3 separate regions of the Mus musculus genome follow, and all the other regions are linked to region 3. Evidence: chromatin loops called from intact Hi-C (ENCODE). Cell type or tissue: gastrocnemius. All regions are shown on one strand.

What was found. Peaks named below come from ENCODE experiments on the same cell type or tissue, not always from the same donor. Only the 100,000 strongest peaks of a DNase experiment are listed, where the experiment ranks them.
Region 1: a loop joins it to region 3, with 3 times the contacts of the local background. A loop is called at or near these places in 5 of 42 quality-filtered maps.
Region 2: a loop joins it to region 3, with 4 times the contacts of the local background. A loop is called at or near these places in 38 of 42 quality-filtered maps.

The regions. Positions count from the first base shown.
Region 1 is chr5:115,185,795-115,188,294 of GRCm38, reverse strand. All of the region lies in intron 1 of Cabp1 (calcium binding protein 1), which reads left to right. Among named protein-coding and RNA genes, the nearest start is that of Gm35515, 7.3 kb to the left of the region's middle. In gastrocnemius, a CTCF peak has its summit at 939 (motif pointing left); DNase peaks (open chromatin) are centred at 923, 1,425, 1,665 and 2,109; H3K4me3 peaks cover 2,500 bases; H3K27ac peaks cover 2,413 bases.
Region 2 is chr5:115,075,532-115,078,031 of GRCm38, reverse strand. All of the region lies in intron 3 of Sppl3 (signal peptide peptidase 3), which reads right to left. Among named protein-coding and RNA genes, the nearest start is that of Rpl37rt, 31 kb to the left of the region's middle. In gastrocnemius, a CTCF peak has its summit at 1,228 (motif pointing right); DNase peaks (open chromatin) are centred at 164 and 1,242.
Region 3 is chr5:114,978,391-114,980,890 of GRCm38, reverse strand. Hnf1aos1 (a long non-coding RNA gene) reads right to left here. Exons shown (of 6, transcript XR_878697.3): 2 at 1,538-1,662; 3 at 592-731. Among named protein-coding and RNA genes, the nearest start is that of Hnf1a, 8.6 kb to the right of the region's middle. In gastrocnemius, a CTCF peak has its summit at 1,496 (motif pointing left); DNase peaks (open chromatin) are centred at 932, 1,189, 1,471 and 2,216; H3K4me3 peaks cover 1,517 bases; H3K27ac peaks cover 1,004 bases.

The sequences.
Region 1 (2,500 bases), 210 kb before region 3:
CACTTTGTAGACCAGGCTGGCCTCGAACTCAGAAGTCCGCCTGCCTCTGCCTCCCAAGTGCTGGGATTAAAGGCATGCGGCACCACTGCCCGCCTGTATTTCTCTTTCTTAGCGTTATTCTGGACTATAGTTAAATAATTGTACTCCTCACTCTCTCTTGCCCACCTGCGAGGATGTAAACTCCCGTTGTTGTTGTTCCTCTTCATTGTTTCCAGAGCCAAGCACAGCACCCGGCTCATAAATGCCGGGCAAACGATACTTCCTTCTTCCACTTGAATAATTACTTATCAGCGCCTATTATGTACCACAGGCTTTCCTGTATGCGCCGTATTAGCCAGACAGGGAAAGTCCCATTTTCTAACGGAGGAAACTGAAGCTCAGGAATAGAAGGTGATCACAGGCAGAGCTGGGGCTCAACCTTAGACCCCAGATCCTTCCCCATTCATCAGAGGCCATTGACCCAGACCCCTGGACCAGCGGAGTGCTTCCTCTGAGTTGCTTTGCATTTCCGTTAGCGGTCTGCCCCTCCCCAGCTCTCTGGCATCTTTACCCTCTTTCCTGCCCTTTAGCTGTTCCCACCCAGTCTCCTCCTTTTGTGTTCGGGGAGTGGCTTCTTCCTTTTCCCCTCCTCCAGGAGTATGGGCCAAGCAAGGCATCAAGAAACTGCCTAGGCAACACCGTTCCCTGGTCTGCAGCGACACACAGCACCAGAGACATAGTGAACTAGCCAGCGACCTCCTTTTTAGCCTCCTAGGAGGAAGCCTGTGCCACCCACTGGGCAAGGAACCCAGCCATCTTCTCTAATGAAATTCCTGACCAGACATCCCAATGGACAAAAGTCCCTGGGAGAGGAAGCAGTCTGGGCTTGGTGTCTGCGATTGCATCAGGGGCCAGGGAGTAGGTCAACCTCCTGGTCTATCTCTGGCGCCCCCTGCTGGGGAAAAGCTGGATACACGGATAAGAGGAATGCTTCTCTGGGTACCCGCCTACCACTGCCGCGCTCAGACCCGGACATCTGAGGCATGAGAATTCCCTTGCCAAAGCAAGAATTTGGAGGGACAAGGAACACCGAGTCATCTGTAAAGTTCCGACTGTGGGAACTCGGAGGACCATTTTTAAAAGGCAAACCTCCCTGTTCTGCACTCCAGCGAAGCCAGTGAAAAAGACCTTTAGGTCAGAATTGGGAAGAGGATGGGAAGGACCAGAGAGACCTTGGCCACGTCCTCTGTGCCAGCGCTGCCTTCATTCTCCTCTCCTCAAGGCCATCGCTTGGCTTCCCGAGGGTCAGAGAGCCTTTCCACGGCAGAGGGAGCATAAGGAAGAAGCAGATGACAGCTGTGGCTTCAGCTGTGCCGCCAGCCCTGGAGCCTCATTCCATGTCAGCGATGAGGCAAGTGTGAAAAATGGAGCGTAATAGAGACGTCACAAGATCTCCCAGGCCCTCAACTGAGAACCACCTTGCTGCTCAGTCAGCTGGAATTGCCAGTGGCTGATGAGGCATGCTCACCCGGCTCAGTGCTCTCCAGACCCGGCTTACATCTCCCTGGGGTCCTGCGTGTGCATGCATGTGTGTGGTTAGTGTGTGTGTGTGTGTGTGTGTGTGTGTGTGTGTGTGTGTGCCTGTGTGTTCAACCACGCGTGCGTGTGCGCAGGCTGTGAGGCACCCTGGCTTTGGGGGCCCTAGCCAGCTTTCCCCTTCTGGATCTGCTGGCCTAATTCCCAGTTGCAGCTGCCACCTTGGGTCCCCCTCCCCAAGGCAATCTCCCTGCATATTTGGTAGCATAAGAAGGAGGGGCTGAGGCAAGGGGATAGACAGAGAATGGACTGAGCCTAATGCTGTAATCTGTTGTTGATGATCCTAAAGGCTTCCCAGCGCCAGTGCCCTCTGTGATCTACTCTCCAGGGGATTTTTTCCCCCGGTGCTATGCACTTTTTCCTTCTGCCTTCGGCTCCTTAAGAAACTGACTAGAAAGTTAAACCTAGACACACAAACGCACATACAAACCACCAGGAAAAAAAAAAAAATCAGCAGGAGCAGACAGGCAGGCAGGCAGGCAGGCAGACAGACGAGCACGCGCGCTCCGGCTCAGCTCTGTCCTGGAGGAAGAGCGACTGGAGCAGAGAGAGTCGCTGGGGTTGGCAGTGACCCAGACTGAGGTCTTCTGCGCCCCCCCCCCCCGCCCCCAGAAGCCTCCTTCATGGACCCAGAGACCGCCAAAGGGGCTGTGTCAGCGTAGGATGGGCAACTGCGTCAAGTCGCCACTAAGAAACCTCTCAAGAAAGGTATGTTTTGGGAGCCCCCGAGTCTTGGTACTGGGGTTGCGGACATCTTGTTGCCTACCCCAGAGGGGATGAAGTGGGTGGGCATCTGATGTTCATTAGGCTTCCCAGGGTGTCTGTCCAAAACTGTGTCCCTATTCTGACTTCAAGACACCCTCCATCAGCAGATTCTTATGTTCTAGGGAGGCTCTGAGCTAAAGTTAGGGCTTAAAGGTGCCTG
Region 2 (2,500 bases), 97 kb before region 3:
CCATGAGACCCCCCCACTGAGGCTATGAAATGGCAAAGCCTTCCTTCCTTCCCTGGGCATGTATGAGCAGGCAGTACTCACCTGGAAGGAATAGTTAGGGTGTGAAGCCTGCTCCCCAACTGACCAGTAATACACTGACACTAGCTAAACCTGCCTCCCTGATCTGGCTCTGTGCCAGAAATCCCACCTCCTTGTTCATTTGTTCATCTGTATACAACAACCCCACCTCTGCTCAACATCTATATAATAAATGGACAAGCTTTGGGGTGGGGCTATAGTCGACCCTCCTTCCCCCCAGCAGAGACCTCAGTCTACCCTGCAAGATTCTGTTTCCATGTGTGTGTGTCTGTCTGTCTTTGTTTGCTTTCTGGCCATCAGGTCTGCTCCTGGAAGCAGTGTAAAGTCTAAAATCAGGCAATGAAATTCATACTTTTTTTTCTTTCTTTATCTATTTAAATGAAGAATTGGGAGGGACCTGGTGGAACATACATTAGTCCCAGTCCTGAGAAGAACAAAGGCAGGTGGCTTTCAATGAGTTTAGGCCAGACTGGTCTACATAGTGAGTTCTAGAGCTCCAATCAAGGCTGTACAGTGGAACCCTGTCAGAAGGAAGGAAGGGAGGAGAGGGAGAGAGGAAGACAAGGAGAGAGAGAGAGAGGGAGGAGGAGGAGAGGGGGAGGGGGGAGGAGAGGGGGAGGAGAGAGAGAGAGAGAGAGAGAGAGAGAGAGAGAGAAAGAGATCTACCTGCCGCTTGGGAAGTCACAGGAATGAGAAATATACTTGGGCAGTCAGAGATGATCTGGATGAAATGCCGCCTATTAAAACTTCCTTTCCCACCATTTTCTTTATGAATGAATTCTGACTTTTCTTTATAGACGGATGGAGTCTATGTACGTGCAGGCTGGCTTTGAGCTGGACACTCTCCTTGCTCAGCCAGCCAGGCGCTATTGCTGTGATTATAGGCTTTCCTCTGCACATCTCTCACCCACACGTAAGGTGCTTTTGCAGTGCCTGGTTTTGGAACTTTACATACATTAAATGTGTGTCTGGATTCCTTCACTCGACACTACTTTATAAGAACTATTCTCTGTTCTACAACTTCACTGTATGAAACATGTTTCCATTCTATGACTGACATTTAGTTTTTTTCTAAGTTTTTCCCTATTACAAATAATTCTTTGTTGGATATCTCAGTGTGTGTCACTATCCAACACATTCATGCAGTGCACTCCGAGGCCAGAAGAGGGCATCAGATCATCCTCAATGAGAGGGTCTGTTCTAGATCTACAGACAGACGGCTGTTAGCCATCTTGTGGATGCTCAGAACTGAACTTGGGCCCTCTGATAAAGCAGCCAGAGCTCTTACTCACTGAATTATCTCTCCAGCCCACTAATATCATTATTACTATTTTGAGACAAATATCACTTTGTAGCCAAGCCTACCCAGGAAACTGCTCTATAGCCAGCCTCAAAGTTGTAATTTTCCTTCTTTAGTTTTCCACATACTGAGATGATAGCTTTGTGTTACAGGGTGACATTTCCTCCCAAATTTCATCCAGTCCCAACCATGGCAGCAGTGGCAGCTCTTGTGCTCTTCACGGAGAATTTATGCCTGATCAGATACTAGCCCTAGGTGCAGTCCTGAGTTTGGCAGACAATAAAGGGAAAGCAGAAGCGCCCCCAAGTGAGGGCCATGAGCTCATGGGTAGGCTGACTCTTATCTCAGCACATTATTCTTAGTATTTTCCAGACTACATCAGAGAGAACTGTACTGTAGGGTAAGTAACCTGTCAGTCCTCTTGGTATCTGTGTCTCAGTGCATTATGGGAAGGATGCATAGTCTGACACAGGACGAAGACTTAAGAAAATGACATAAGAGGTGTATGACCCTGTATGACCCTGATGAATTACAAGAAATAAAACTGATATTAGCAGGTACTTTCTTCCATGAGATTTCAGACACACTACATGTTTCTCTTTGATTTTGTGATGCAGTGTACCACAGACTTCACTCATGTCATCTGCAAACATGCCGCACAATACAGGGCTTTAGAAATAAAGTTCACACGTGTGTGGCCTGGCTTGAAACACTAACAGAAGATAACTTCTGTAGCACGCCAATCTGAAAATCAGATTCACACTGGCTTTAATGTGGCTCCTAGCAAATTACTGGTGCAGACTTTATTTCACACAAAGATCATATCATTTATGGAAAGACATTTTTTAAAGACAGTCTTTCTATGTAGTGCTGACTAGCCTGAAACTCCCTCTTAGACCAGGCTGGCCTCAACCTCACAGAGACCCGCCTGCCTCCGATTCTTCCTATTTAAGTGAGTCCCACTTTACTGTCTTTGTTGTGTCCACTTCCTACCTAAATATTAGGCAAGTGCAACATGGTTATAAAGGATATAGGAACGAAGAACAAGGAGACTGCATTCCACAGTCTCTTTCCAACTTACCAGCAAAACGGGTGGGGTGGGGGCTTTCATTCCTGTCCCCA
Region 3 (2,500 bases):
ATATAATATATGCAAATGAGTGAGCTCAGACCCTTGGCAGGCAGGTGGAAGCCCCACAGGTCTCCTGGGATCTAGAGCCTGTCTACCCACAAAGATAGTAGGGTAAAAGGGTAGTGGAAACATTGTGTGGGACCCCCCCAGTGCCATTTCTGAAAGAAATTAGGCCGGATTTGGAATACCACCCTGACCTTGGGTTTTCTCTTACACACAGCTAGGCGCAATACCTGATGATACTAAATTACTGTAGCTTTCTGAGCTGACTTGGGCTGCACTCGCAGGCCCCTTGTCTGCTCCTGGAGGAGCAGACAAGCTCTCTCAGAACTTTTTTTTTTTGAGGGGTGGGGGAGAGGGAGGTAAGGACATTAAGCCCCTCCCCTCGCTGGCTCTACCCCTTTCAGGTCTACAAGAGGAATTAGGATTTAATAAACAGCTGTGGAGAGGCGGGCACAAACATCCGGCCTGGGAAGGGGAGGGCGACTCAGCCCGGGATGGGTCAAGTCCCTGAAGCACGGAGAAGCTTTGTCAGAGTAAGGGACCATACATAGGCTCAACCCTGGTGGCGAGTGGGGGAGGAGGCTTATCCGCCGGTACCTGTGTCCCAGCTCCTGTAGGCACTGGATGGAGCTGGGAGGTTTCCTACAGTGGGCAGTCTGATGCCAGGCTTCCACGCGGTACCGCTCTGGAAGTTTCTGCCTTCTTCTAGGTAAGATTCAGGATTGCAAGTGGTAATTCTGCAATAATTTCCATGTATTAGACACACCGTCCTTCCCGGACAGATAAGGAAACAGGCTCAGGGGAGCCACGGGATCTGCAAAGCCTGATATTGTCTGCCCAGTTCGGGGCTCTTCCAGCCAATGGTGCCTTCAACAGGTCCCTGAGCCCTAGTTCAGTGTGTGTTTATGCGCATGCGTGCGTCCGTGTGTTCCAGGCTCAGGAAAAGGCCAGAGGTTGGTGGAGGGTGTCTTCTATCATGCTCTCCACTAGTTTCTGAGACAGGGTCCCTTACTGACCCTGGAGCTCACTCTTTCTAATAGATTGCTGGCCAGTGAGCCCGGAGATCCTTCCGGTCTCCGCCTGCTCTGTGGTTACAGATACGCAAAGCCACACCCAGGTGTCCTCATGAGTGCCAGGGATCCCAGCTCGGGCCCTCACGCTTGCATAGCAATCCCTTTATCCAGCGAGTGTTGCCAGCCCTCGTTTCACTGTTTGGCCAACTTTGATTGGCATCTCAGTATCATAGATGTCCCCGAGCTCTTGGCTTGTGAGAACCAGATTGTCTCCTAACAGCACCTGCGGAGCAGGGAAAGCAGGTGAGATCCTGGCAAGGCTGCCTGAAGTGTTTTGCTCAGACAAGAGATTCTCTGCCATTTGGACGGAGCGGGGAGTCTCAACCAGGAATAAAGTGGGTGGATCTGAACAAAATTTCCCCTGACTGGAGAATTCTTAGGCAGGAATGGCAGGAAGCTGTGGCGCGTGGAGGTCGAGCGCCCTCTACTGCTAAAGAAGAAGATTGCATCCACGCGGAAGGACACCGAACCTGCTCAGCCCACGCTGTTTTTCCTGCTCCGAGTTTGTCTGCGTCCAGGTCAGAGCTGCATACAGTTGTCCCGCTCTCCCTGCGTTCACGTCTCATTGGATTGAATACACACCTTCGAGAAAAATCTGAGAAAGAAGGTGGTGGAAGGAGATAGCTGGATTTCGCAAGTTGTCCTTTGCCCTCCACACGTTCACCCCACAATATACAATTAATAGGAAATGTTTTTCAGGGCTGGTGAGATGGCTCGGTGGGTAAGCACTGACTGCCTTTCCAAAGGTCCTCATCCCAGCAACCACATGGTGGCTCACAACCATCCGTAATGAGCTTTGACGCCCTCTTCTGGTGCCTTTGAAGACAGCTATAGTGTTCTTACATATAATAAATAAATCTTTGGGGCAGAGCAAGCAGAGGTCCTGAGTTCAATTTCCAGCAACCACATGGTGGCTCACAACCATCTGTACAGCTACAGTGTATTCATATACATAAAATAAATCTTAAAAAAAGAAAGAGAGAAAGAAAGGAATGTTTTTCAAGGGCCAGGCACACCTCAGTTCTCTTTCCTGTTGGATGTGTTCGTTCCTGGATCTGCACCCGGTTGTGAGAGCGGGTGAGAACCCTGCTGCAGAGATGCGCTCAGAACTCGGGCTCAGAAAATTGTGCGTGGATGAGCGCCAGGAACGAGCTTTGGGCACAGATCCAAAGGAGCAGTGAGTTAAAGGCAAGGCAACTCTGGGATGGCTGACCCAGCATCCCTCTTGCTTGGTCACAAAAAATAATTTAAGAAATATGTCGCCAGGCAGTGGTGGCGCAGGCCTCTAATCCCAGCGTTTGGGATTAAACCTGCACAGCTGTTTTTTTTAACATTTACTATGTCTGTGGAGACCCTGGAAAGGTGAAGTTCCCGAACCATGGATCCTAGAAGGATCTTAGAGAGATCTAGCCGGTAACACAGACACACCTGTC